Linked DNA regions of Homo sapiens: region 2 is linked to region 1. The links are chromatin loops, found by intact Hi-C in ENCODE. Cell type or tissue: PC-3. All regions are shown on one strand. Links, peaks and the distances in the headings refer to the core of each region. The heading gives the core; the rest is flanking DNA.

Region 1 (5,955 bases), core at 343-5,342:
CCTTTCCTGACCTCCTGTGTCTCCCATTAACTTCTTTAGTTTGTTATTGGTTTATTGTCCTGTGCTATTAACTGTATCCTCAATGTTTATGTTTTATCTTTACAGCTTGATTGAGAGCTATTTAAGGGTGATTCCTTCTTGGGCTTTCTTATGTCTCCCTTTTATCAGGTTCTGGGAGCCTCTTCCCCTCTTTCCAACATCTCTCTCTCTTTACAGCAGGCCTTGGGAAACTCCCTGTCCTCCAAAAGCCTCTTTCCCACCATTCTGCTTGAGGTTTCTGGCTCCAGTCTTGTAACTCTCTGATTTCTTTCTGCCTTTTCTGCTTTTGCAGAGAAATTTTGGTTCAATCCCTTGCTTCCTTCTGGTTTGCAGCTTTGCCTTCAATGAAATCCTTTGGATTCCTTGTGCTTAAAACTCTGGTTGCAGGCCAGTCATTCCTCTCTCTCATTTCTCCATCCAGTCTGACTCTAGGCTTTTCCCCAGGTTCTTGGCCATGGGCCCTGGCTTGTCTTGGAGGAGAGTTTGCCCAAAGTGAAGCACTGAGTAAATATTTGATACCTGATGACACATGCTTTCCATGATTCTTTCTCCCATTAAAAGAGCTGTTGTTATTAGTTTTTTAATCCGAGGAATTTTATCTTTATCTTGAAAATATATATAAATGTTTATTAGGTTATTTAATTTCATCTAGATCTTAGGAAAGCATGGATTACTAAAATTCATATGTGGTGTAATATTTTGCCGCCTCCTTGTGAAGCATGACTTGGAAAAAGAAATACATAGTTAGTTGGCTGACCCTGGTTGCTATCTTGGGCAAATCATTTACCTCTCTGAACTTGGCTCTTTTCTGTAAAATGAAAACAGAAACGGAGGTCATAGATATGGCATAGAAGTTTGGTGAGGCCCAGTTGTGTTAACATTTGTGAAAGAATTTGTAAACATTAAAGTTTAAAGTTTATTTGTTATGCATATATAAACATTATTATTCTTATATGTGATTAAAACTGTAGCCAAGCACTCTAAAAGTTTTCCTCCTACCCAAGAGATATCAAAATGGAATGCTGTGTTTTATTACAACTGGCTAAAACAACTAAAGAACTTTGAATGTGAGTGACTCCCTTACATCAGTCCTTACTGAAAACTTTCTTTACCTACACACAATAGGACGTGTTGGAACACTCATGGACACTGCACAGCTCTATTGGCTCGTTCCACACTGTGCAGAGAGCAAGTTTGACATAACCACTATCAACTCATTTGTGAATACAGGTTGAATATCCCAAATGTAAAAATGAAAAACTAAAATGCTCAAAAATCCAAAATGTTTTGAGCACTAACATCATGCTCAAGGGATATGCTCATTGGAACATTTAGGATTTTAGATTTTTGGATTTAGGTTGCTCAATCAGCAAGTCTAATGCAAATATTCCAAAATCTAAAAGGATCCAAAATCTGAAACACTTCTGATTGCAAGCATTTTGGATATAGAATAGTCAACCTTAAAATTCCCAACTTTTACCTTTAACCTAGTTCAGTACATTTCTTCATTGGAATATATTCTCTTGCCTGGCAACCAAATAAACTTGTACATTCTTTTTTTAAAAATGTATTTATTGGCCAGGCTCAGTGGCTCATGCCTATAATCCCAGCACTTTGGGAGGCTGAGGTGGGCAGATCACTTGAGGTCAGGAGTTTGAGACCAGCCTGGCCAGCATGGTGAAAACCCGTCTCTACTAAAGAAACACAAAAAATTAGCTGGGCATGGTGATGCGTGCCTATAATCCCAGCTACTCGGGAGGCTGAGGCAGGAGAATTGCTTGAACTCAGGAGGCGGAGCTTGCGTGAGCTGAGATCGCGCCACTGCATTCCAGCCTGGGCAACAGAGCGAGACTCTGTCACAGACACACACACACAGACACACACACACACAGACACACACACAAAGTATTTATTATTGCTGGGAGCGGTGGCTCACGCCTGTAATCCCAGCACTTTGGGAGGCCGAGGTGGGTGGATCATGAGGTCAGGAGATTGAGACCATCCTGGCTAACACGGTGAAACCCCATCTCTACTAAAAATACAAAAAAAATAGCCAGGTGTGGTGGCGTGCGCCTGTAGTCCCAGCTACTCGGGAGGCTGAGGCAGGAGAATGGTGGGAACCCGGGAGGCAGAGCTTGTGGTGAGCCGAGATTGAGCCACTGCACTCCAGCCTGGGTGACAGAGCGAGACTCTGTCTCAAAAAAAAAAAAAAAAGTATTTATTATTATTATTTAAGTCCAGTGAACTTTATTATTTGACAGCATTATCTGCTGTCCCAACCTCACCTCTTCCTGTATTAGTCATGAGTTTTCTTCTTGCTCCATCTAATTAAGTGTTGGGAACACATCTACCAACCTCAAGTCCCACCTCCTCCATGATTCTTCTCTGATTCATGTCCAGAGATTTCTCCCTTTGCTGAATTTCTTTCATGGTAAAGAACATTTGCCGTCTTTTGGCCTCCCTTCTTGCATTCCTCCCTCCTGATAGCACCTCAGTGCCTTTGGGGGAATTACTCAGTGGGTGGAGTTGCAGAGAAATGATAAACCCAGAGGCTCTGCCCTCCTACGTGAGAGGCTGAGAAATCCATACAGTTCTTTTCCATTAGATCCTTCCTATTATTGCCCCAGTATGGTCAAAGGGACCAGCCCACTGGACTCTTTCTACTGAGACTTTGAATCTTGAGTAGAATCTTGGAAGACACGAAGAACTGTTAATTCATTTTGAGGCTTCATGCCTCTTCAGCCTTCTTTTCTATCCCATGATACTCCATGTGCTTACACTAAGTTTCTTTTCTACTTCAGTCACTGTTTCATGCAACAAACATAACCCTAAATGATGCATTATTTATTTCATTTAATTAAACCTGCCATCTAATGCTACACATTAAAATTTAAGCATTTCCTGAGTACTTGTCTTGTCAGCTAGATTCTTTAACTAGATTATTGTATTAGCCTATTATCCTATGAGTCAACTAGATTCTTTGCTCCATGAGGTCAGAAACCATATCTTATTTTTCTCTGGATGCCTCTCCCTGTCAGTGTCCTAGGATGCATTTTATTACAAATAGCTAAAACACTTAAGAACTATAAACCTGAGTGACTCCCTGACACCACTCCTTACTGAACCTAACTGAAAATTTTCTTTACCTACAAACAATAGGATATGTTGGAACACCTACATACAGTGCACGGATCTATCAGCTTATTCCACACTGTCCAAAGAGCTAAGACTCTATGAACTTTTGTTGATTAGTAGATAATAGACAGCTGGAGCTTCTTAATACCAGACTTACGCACCTAACCTTTTGGGGAAATGTGCTCCAAAGGTCTGTGGCAAGGACTCTGGATCCACTGTTGCATGTTTGAGCGCCTCTGGACAAGTCTTTAGAACTTTTCCTTTAATTTGCCTTTGCTTCCTTCAAGGGGAAAATGAGATGAATAAATGACCTCCATCAGCTAACCACACAGGAGTGGTTTGATGCATAATCCAATGTGCCAAACACGGCTGTGCTTTGAGCTTCTTAGAAGTATCTACTATATAAATACTATATGGGTATAACCAGAAAGATTTAGTTTTGAAAATAAAATGTACCCTTCCTGCTCCTCATAACCCTTTGTTAAGGCATGTGCCTATTAATCTTCCCCAGGGATATGTATATTTCAATAGGAAGAGTGAAGCTGGAGTTTGGCACATCCCTATTTCTTCTCTCCCTCTTCCTTTCTGTTTTGCACACTGCATCTGCCATCACAACGCACTGACACATTACATGGTTAGGTCTGTTTATCTACTCAAGATATCTTTATTGGACACCTACTCTGTGAGGTGCTGGAACAGGCTCTGAGAACATGACGTATAAAAATACTGTGCTTGGGCTGGGCGCGGTGGCTCACACCTGTAATCTCAGCACTTTGGGAGGCCAAGGAGGGTGGGTCATCTGAGGTCAGGAGTTTGAGACCAGCCAGGCCAACATGGTGAAACCCTGTCTTTACTAAAAATACAAAAACTTAGCTGGGAGTGGTGATGTATGCCTGTAATTCCAATTACTCAGGAGGCTGAGGCGGGAGAATTGCTTGAACCTGGGAGGCAGAGTTTGCAGTGAGCCGAGACCACACCACTGCCCTCTAGCCTGGGCGAAAGAGTGAGAGAGACTGTCTCAAAAAACAAAAAACAAAAACAAATAAAAAAAACTGTCCTTTGTCACTAGGTAAGACAGAGATGCATGCATCCCTTCATTCATTTGTTCAACAAATATTTATGGAGTTGACTATGTGCCAGACACTCTTCTGGGTTCCAGGATATGGTAGTGAATAATGCAAACTCCCCTTTGAATTCTCTAGGACACATGCTACAATAGAGGCACATGCAAGTTTCAGTGAGAATGATCTCCCAAGGGAGGCCTCCTGGGACTGAGTCTCAAGGGCATACATGGCAGGAATTAATAGAACGGAAGAGGACACAGATGAACTTGTGTGGAGTTCCATATCATTATAGAAGAGCACAGAAATGTGAAGATGGAACAGATCAAGGACCAGGAGCCAGTGGCAGAAGGGATTCCTTATTTTATGAATATAAAACCAGTCCCTGATAACATGAAAAAAAAAATTTAACTGTTTGAAGCTTCCTCCTCCAAATTCGACCCACCGATGATGGGTCTGAAAAATTTTACCTGCTTGGTTTGCAAGAGGCATTTGATGTTTATTATTCAATCTTTCTATGGAGCAACCATTGCAGGATTGGAACTTCTTTGCATTAAAAGCAGCAGTTGCATAGCATGGTATTCCTGAATTTCTCTCATAGGTAGAGGATGTTTTTATTATTTTAAGATGCAAGCCAAGTATTATCAGAAGGCATAGGCACTTGGGAGTTACCAAAATTTCAGATGATTCACAAGCTGGCAGTGACAGACGGTGACATCTTGATTTAACACTCCCCTGGTGAAGAGGGAAACAGCAATTTTTAAAACTGCATCCATGACTGTGTTTGGGTCACTTTTGAACCATTTGTATGTAATTCAGGATTTACTGGATTTTTTTGAACATTCAAATGTAATTCCAGGCTTAACAAGTTGCTCTGCAAACTATCAAATATTTATATTGTTTTTTTCCAAATGTATTTATTATTTACTGTACAGTCTATGAAATATTTACACTGATTTTTAAAGAAAAGATATACATTATTTACATTGCCTTGAAATTTCTCCTGATGCAGGTAAAATGACACAGCACAGAAGGCTGAAAGACTCCCAGGGATGCCTCTCAGGTTTGTCAGTAAACGCACGGAGGCTCTGTCCCTCAGGAAAACACCTGACAGTGGAGTTATGTAATTAAAACAAGGTGGGGATCACCCAGGTTTCCTTGGAGTCCCTACTTCCTCATAGTTCTTGGGTCTCCAATGGCAAGAGGGAAAGTTGGAACGGTTCCTACCAGCTTCTCTCTTTATTCTCCCAGGTTTCCAGGTGCCTTTCCTTACAGGATGGGCAGCACCTTGATTTTCTCTCTGGGACCCAGAATATCCCCAGCTGCAGAAGGAATGATTCTTTTCCAGGAAAATAGAGTTGAGGTTCCCCAGATTGAACTGACTGTCAAACTTAACTGGCAATATTATTAATAACATGTATTCTCAGCCTCTATCTTATCCCAGGAGATTCTGAGTATGTCAGTTTGGGATGCTGCCTGGTAATCTATAGTCTTAAAAATGTGCCTGTATGGGAGGATTGCGTGAGGCCAGGAGTTTGAGATCAGCCTGAGCAACATAGTGAGACCCTGTATATACAAAAAAATATTAAAAAATAGCCAGGTAGGCTAGGCGCAGTGGCTCATGCCTGTAATCCCAGCACTTTGGGAGGCCGAGGTGGGTGGATCACGAGGTCCGGAGATTGAGACCATCTTTGCCAACCTGGTGAAACCCTGTCTCTAC
Region 2 (5,955 bases), core at 278-5,277, 190 kb before region 1:
GTTTGGTTCTCTCTGCAAAGTGGTCTGGCTGAATATAATCAATGTTATTCCTCTGCTTTGTTGAATGAGCTTCGAGTAATGATGTGCAGATGCCAAATGTGACATGTCTGGGGACAAGGTAGTTTAATTCTAGTCTCATTTGCAGAGATGACTTGCTATCATTAGGGGCTTTGTCTCCAAGAAGCCAGCTGACAGAAAGAGAAAGCCAGCCACTGCTCGGCAATGAGGCAAATGCATGCTATAAAAATGCTGGAGCATTCACTTAGCTATAGACTCCAAGTAGGAGCATTTGAGAACTGAGTTAAATCATTGTGGTCTTTCTTTAGTTTTTTCTTAAATGACAGTTATGAGTCTGTCTCTCAGTTTGTACCATTTGATGTAGGGGGTTTGGAAGGTTGTATCAGTAAAGCAGACCATATCAAAGGGTCTTGAGCCTGGGAGTTTGGGCCGAAGCTCAGCCTATAAATACCTTGTTAGCATTCTGATTATGGAGTCTGATGAGTGGAAGGTCTATGTGTTGATCCCTCGGCGACCTCCTGGCATTAAGTGCCATTAGTTAGGAATGAAGAGTCTTTCCTTGTCTTCAGATGCCGGCACTGGAAATAAATCCTGATGAAATTATTTGTATTAATCATTTTTTTATTGTGATGAAATATACTTAACATAAGTTACCACTTCAACCATTAAAAATGTGCAGTTCAGTGGCATTAAGTACATACACATTGTTCTGCAACTATTGCCACCATCCATCTCTAAATCTTTTTCATCATCCCATACAGAAGCTCTATGCTTATTAAACAGTAACTCCCATTCTCTCTTCCCTGCAGCTCAAGGTAGCCACTTATACTACTTGCTGTCTCTATGAATTTGTTCCAGGTATTTCATATATCTGGGAGATCATGGATATCCCCCTTTTACCCCCATTTAATCACTGCTTCTCTCCTTAGAGATGTCCACTGCCAGTAGTGTGGCGTCGCCTTCCAGCTTCCTTTCATGCATTTACATCCTTGTATCCCTCCTTATACACATTTCTTAAAAAAAAAATCAATGGGCACTCAGTATTCTAACTGCTCTGCAATTTGCTGTTTTTATGTAATATGTCTTGGAAATCATTTAAGTTCAAAATTCCCTCTTTTATTGTTTTCATAGTATTCCATAATACCACAATTTATTTAAATTGCTCTCAATTGATGGCCATTTGAATTGTCTCCAGCTTTGTATTATATTGTACTGTACGATAAATAGCTATAAACAACTTTTAACATCCTCCTCTGTGCACATGAGCAAGTACTTTTTAGCGCATGATTCCTGAAAGTGGATTGCTCAGCCAAAAGATGTACACTTAAAATTTTTCATAGATGCTGCCAAATTGTTCTTCAAAAAGGCATCACTAAGTTACACATTCCCTAAATGAATGATAGTGTTGCATTTCCTGGCATCCATTTCAGCATTTGATATTATTAGTCTTTTAAACTTCTGCCAATCTGACAAGAAAACCTTAAAACTTGGGATTCACATTAATCTACTACTGTAAAAGAAGAATCTAAAGAGGGAATAGGAAAGAGCAGAGGGGTGGAAAGAGAAGGGAAGGATAAAATAATTGTTCTGGAGGTATTGGTACCTTCTGGGGAATGAGAGGCAAGATTAAGGCCAGTAAGAACAGGTATTCCTGAAAGCATTTGCCAGCTCACCTCACTTCTGCTGCATTCACAAGCCATGTGGCCTCTTGCTGTGTGGTTGAGGAGTGATCCAAGGTAACTGTGTCCCCATGAGTTGTCCACAGTTGCCTCTGTCCATAGAAGAGGCCAACATGTGCTTGCTCTCACAAGAACAATGCTTTTTGCTGTCCTGAGGCTTAGCTTGAATCTGCTTTTCCTTCCTCACTGAAGGTTTCGTACACTTCCCTGTGATTAGGTGTTCATGATCTCTGTTGATGAATAATGTTAGAAGTGGAGACTGGCGCATGCTCAGAATGGACCCCAAGTAGTCTGCAGTCCCTTTGCCCAAGACAACTCCTTTCACCATGGAAAACTGATCCTTGTTTCTGGAAACACAAATCCAGGCTGGTCTTGAATATAGTTGTCCTTGTAGTCTGCAGAAGTGAGCGAACTAGAGTCCCACAGCACAGTCCCTCCCCTGGGACCCCAGGGCCACTCTGGTCACTCCATGTGATTTGGATGGGGCTGTTCACAAAGAAGAAATGGGAGGAGATACAACAGGGCCCTTTCTCTATGTGCCTGTCCTGCTGATTCCACTTCCAAAATAATTCCCAATTGTGCCCACTCTTCACTCCTGCTACCACCACCCCACTCCTGGCCACCACCATCCCTCTCTTGGGTGATTACAGTGGCTTTTGAGCCCATCTTCCTTGTCCCTAAGAGTCCTTCTCTCCAGCTAACCCAGTCTCTCCGGAGCAGTAGGAGTAATGTTAGGTTGAAAAATCAGATCATATCCCTCTGTGCTCACAACCCTAGAGCTTTCTATTTCTTGCAGGATAAAGTTCAGAATCTTTAATATGACCTTCTAAGCCCTGATTGCACATGACCTTGTCTTGCCTTCACCTTCTTCTCACCCTCAGCCATTCTCTTCCCAACTCCTACTGGTTTTCTCACCATTGCTGGGATGCTCAGCTTCAGTCTCAAGGCTTTACACACAATGGTCTCTCTGCCTGGGGCTCTCTTCCCTCAACTCTTCATGTGCCCAGCTGCTCACCTTCAACTTAATTTGAAGGCCACTTCCCCAGAAAGACCTTTCCGAAGTCCCACTGGTCCAGTTCTTTTTCTTCAAAGCACTTGTAACAATGCGGCTAAATGTTTGTCTGCTGATTGTCACTGACTGTTCATAATTGTCAATAATATCCATCTCTCCTTCTACAGTGCAAGCTCAATGAAAGCAGGAAATGGGTACATGATAGTCATTGTTGCATCTTGGCTGTCACATAGTAGGCACTCAATAGATATTTATTGGATAAATCAAGGAAAGCCAGGCATTTCCAATTTACAGCATTATTACTTTCATTTTAGAAAGGAGATAACTAAGGTCTAAGGAGGTTAAAACACTCATGTACATTGAGTGATCACTGCCTACCAGGCACGGTTTTCAGCACTCTGCTTAGTGTGCAGAACAGTGTCTGCTGCTTGCTTGATTCATTTCACCTTGAAGCAACCCTATGAGGTGGTTATTATCTTTATCCCCATTTTACAGAAGGGAACATCAAAATACAGAACTCCTGGTAGCAAAATGAGGAAGATCTATTTGCATCATAGCTAGGGTTGGTCCCTGACAACTTTGTAAGAAAAGGAAAGCCAATTACACGCTGAATTTGTCTTCCTCTAAGGACTGACAGGCAATTGGCTAACTGCTCTCAAACCAAATGAGCTAAGGAATTAATGACTTAAGTATTCTACTAGGGTCCTATGCATTTTAAAAGGATTCCTGGTGGATACTGCTTAACTAAAAGGATAGCTCTCCTTGTGGAAATACCAGGGTCTGTAGCAGGCGGGGGGGGAAAGATTCACAGTGTGACCTCACCCTTCCTGATGTCACATCAGAGAAGATCAGTCCCCAACTCTCCTAGGTGAAGACATTTGGCCTTGCTTGAGGCTATGCTTGTATCACTCTCTGCCTAGGTGAAAATAACTCTTACAGGGGAAATTGTCTGAATTGCTTCATGGAGATGGACGAATGGCTTTAGGACTTTTGCTTTCTCCTGGGCTCCAGGAAGCATTTAGGAATCACATTCCCAGTCTCAAAATAGAGACAAAAACCTACTTTAATTCATTTAATTTACTTATTTATATCTCAGATTTTCCACAAAGGGAGTCAGCTAGAACCTATTTTTAATAGCTTTGAGGCAGCCTGGGATTGTGCAGAGAACGTCTGAGGTCAGACTGGCTGGAGTTTGACTTGTCTTGAATATAGTTGTCCTTGAACCCCAGCTCTACTTCTTTTTGTGTTTTAAGCTTTCTGATCCAAAATTTTCCCTTCTGTAAAATGGAGGTGAGGATTGCTAGTCTATATGTCGGACCGGGAGGATTAGAATAATATGTGTAAAGTGTCCAACTGAGAGTCTGGCAGATCTCAGATAAACATCAAAACTGTAGCTACAATTTTCAATTTAAAGGAATTTGCAAAGTCAAGTTTTTTGTTTTGCAATCTCAGTTCATTGCAGTCTCTGCCTCCCAGGTTCAAGCAATTCTCCTGCCTAACAGCCTCCCGAGTAGCTGTGATTACAGGCACCCGCCACCACACTCGGCTAATTTTTATATTTTTAGTAGAGACAGGGTTTCACCATGTTGGCCAGGCTGGTCTCGAACTCTTGAGCTTAAGTGATCTGCCCACCTTGGCCTCCCAAAGTACTGGGATTACAGGCCTGAGCCACCACACCCAGCCCGAAGTCAAGTTTTGGGGCCAGTAAATTCTCCTAAACTCTGCCCTTATTAAATTTATTAGGTTTTGCAAGGCTTTTAGAAGCATTGGTGTGTATTTGATATATGTGTTTTGTTTTTGCTTCCTCCTAATTCATTTCATATTATAATATTATGAAAAAAATGTGACTCATCTAATAGTCACATTAATCCTGGAGAATGCTTTTTAAAATTAGTATGTATCTTTCAATTATTTTTATATTTAAAAATCTTTACTTGTATTATATTTTCTCTCTTTAGCTACCCATAAAACCATAAAGATTTTATTTTATTGACAGTCATTTTCCTGGGACTGCAATTAGGACACATCTCTGAAAACATGATAATTGCCTTTGAAACTTTTAATGATGTGGAATAATTTTTATTTCTAACATTAGGGTTTTCAAATAGTATATGTAATAAAACAGCAAAGCTAAATAAGTATTACATAATTAAAAAAGGGCTCAGCATTTTGATATTTTGTTTATACCTAGTCAAAAATAGATTGAAGATTGAATATAAAGGGAAAAGGAAATATTGTACAATAAGATAATAATCTGCAGAGGGGTTGCATTGATACCTACCTGTCTTATTTATCCTTGTGTTCTCTGGTCCTAGCACACAGTAGGTGCTGAATAAATGTTGATTGCCTGAATAAGTGACTAGGTAGGAAAATTTTTATATCTTCATGTTGACCTGCATGGTTACAATACATCTTAAGCCCTTTGTTAAACTTTTCATTTGTTCCACAAACTATTATCAAGGGCCCATATGCCAAGTACTGAACCTGGGGATAAATTGATGAGCAAAACCAGGTATAATTCTTCTTTGCTCTCTTGGAGATTTCATTCTTATGAGGGCAAGCCATCACCTGGATAAGAATAAAATCACAACTGTTAAGTCACTGGTGCAATTTAAGAAAGGGACAAACTAGAGTGGTGGAGGGTAGAGGGTAAGTGTTAATGGCATGTGAGGGTTCTGGAGAGGTGGTCCGAGTACAGGCCCAACAAAGCCATTGTATGGACTGAATTATGTGCCCCTCAAATTCATATCTTGAAGCCCTCTCAATGTGGCTGTATATGAAGACAGGGTCTTTATGGAGATAACTAAGATTAGATGAGGTCATCAGGTCATTAATTCAACAGGACTGGTGTCCTTATAAGAAGAGAGAGAGACATCTGGATGCACACACACACACACACACACACACACACACACACACAGGAATTTATGTGAGGACACAGAAGTTGGTCATCTGCCAGCCAAGAAAAGAACCCTCACCAGACACCAACCCTGCTGCCCCTTTATCTTGGACTTCCAGCCTCCAGAACTGTGAGAAAAGAAATTTATGTGGTTTAAGCCATCCAGTGTGTGGTGTTTGTTATGGCACAAGGGGCAGACAAATATAGCCACATAGGCATCTTAAGGAATCTGGTTGCTACTCCAAGAGTAATTGGAAAATTCTGGAAGGTTTATATATATATATATATATATATATTTATTTATTTATTTATTTATTATACTTTAAGTTCTAGGGTACATGTGCACA

Evidence for each region. A loop is a pair of places that touch in the nucleus more often than their neighbours do. Peaks named below come from ENCODE experiments on the same cell type or tissue, not always from the same donor. Only the 100,000 strongest peaks of a DNase experiment are listed, where the experiment ranks them.
Region 2: a loop joins it to region 1, with 1.9 times the contacts of the local background. A loop is called at or near these places in 3 of 110 quality-filtered maps.

The regions. Positions count from the first base shown.
Region 1 is chr2:220,277,055-220,283,009 of GRCh38, forward strand. All of the region lies in intron 2 of LOC105373893 (a long non-coding RNA gene), which reads left to right. Among named protein-coding and RNA genes, the nearest start is that of MIR4268, 370 kb to the left of the region's middle. In PC-3, for the core only: no CTCF peak of the experiment used is centred there; DNase peaks (open chromatin) are centred at 507, 2,467 and 3,067; H3K27ac peaks cover 3,564 bases.
Region 2 is chr2:220,082,470-220,088,424 of GRCh38, forward strand. All of the region lies in intron 2 of LOC105373893 (a long non-coding RNA gene), which reads left to right. Among named protein-coding and RNA genes, the nearest start is that of MIR4268, 180 kb to the left of the region's middle. In PC-3, for the core only: no CTCF peak of the experiment used is centred there; no DNase peak of the experiment used is centred there.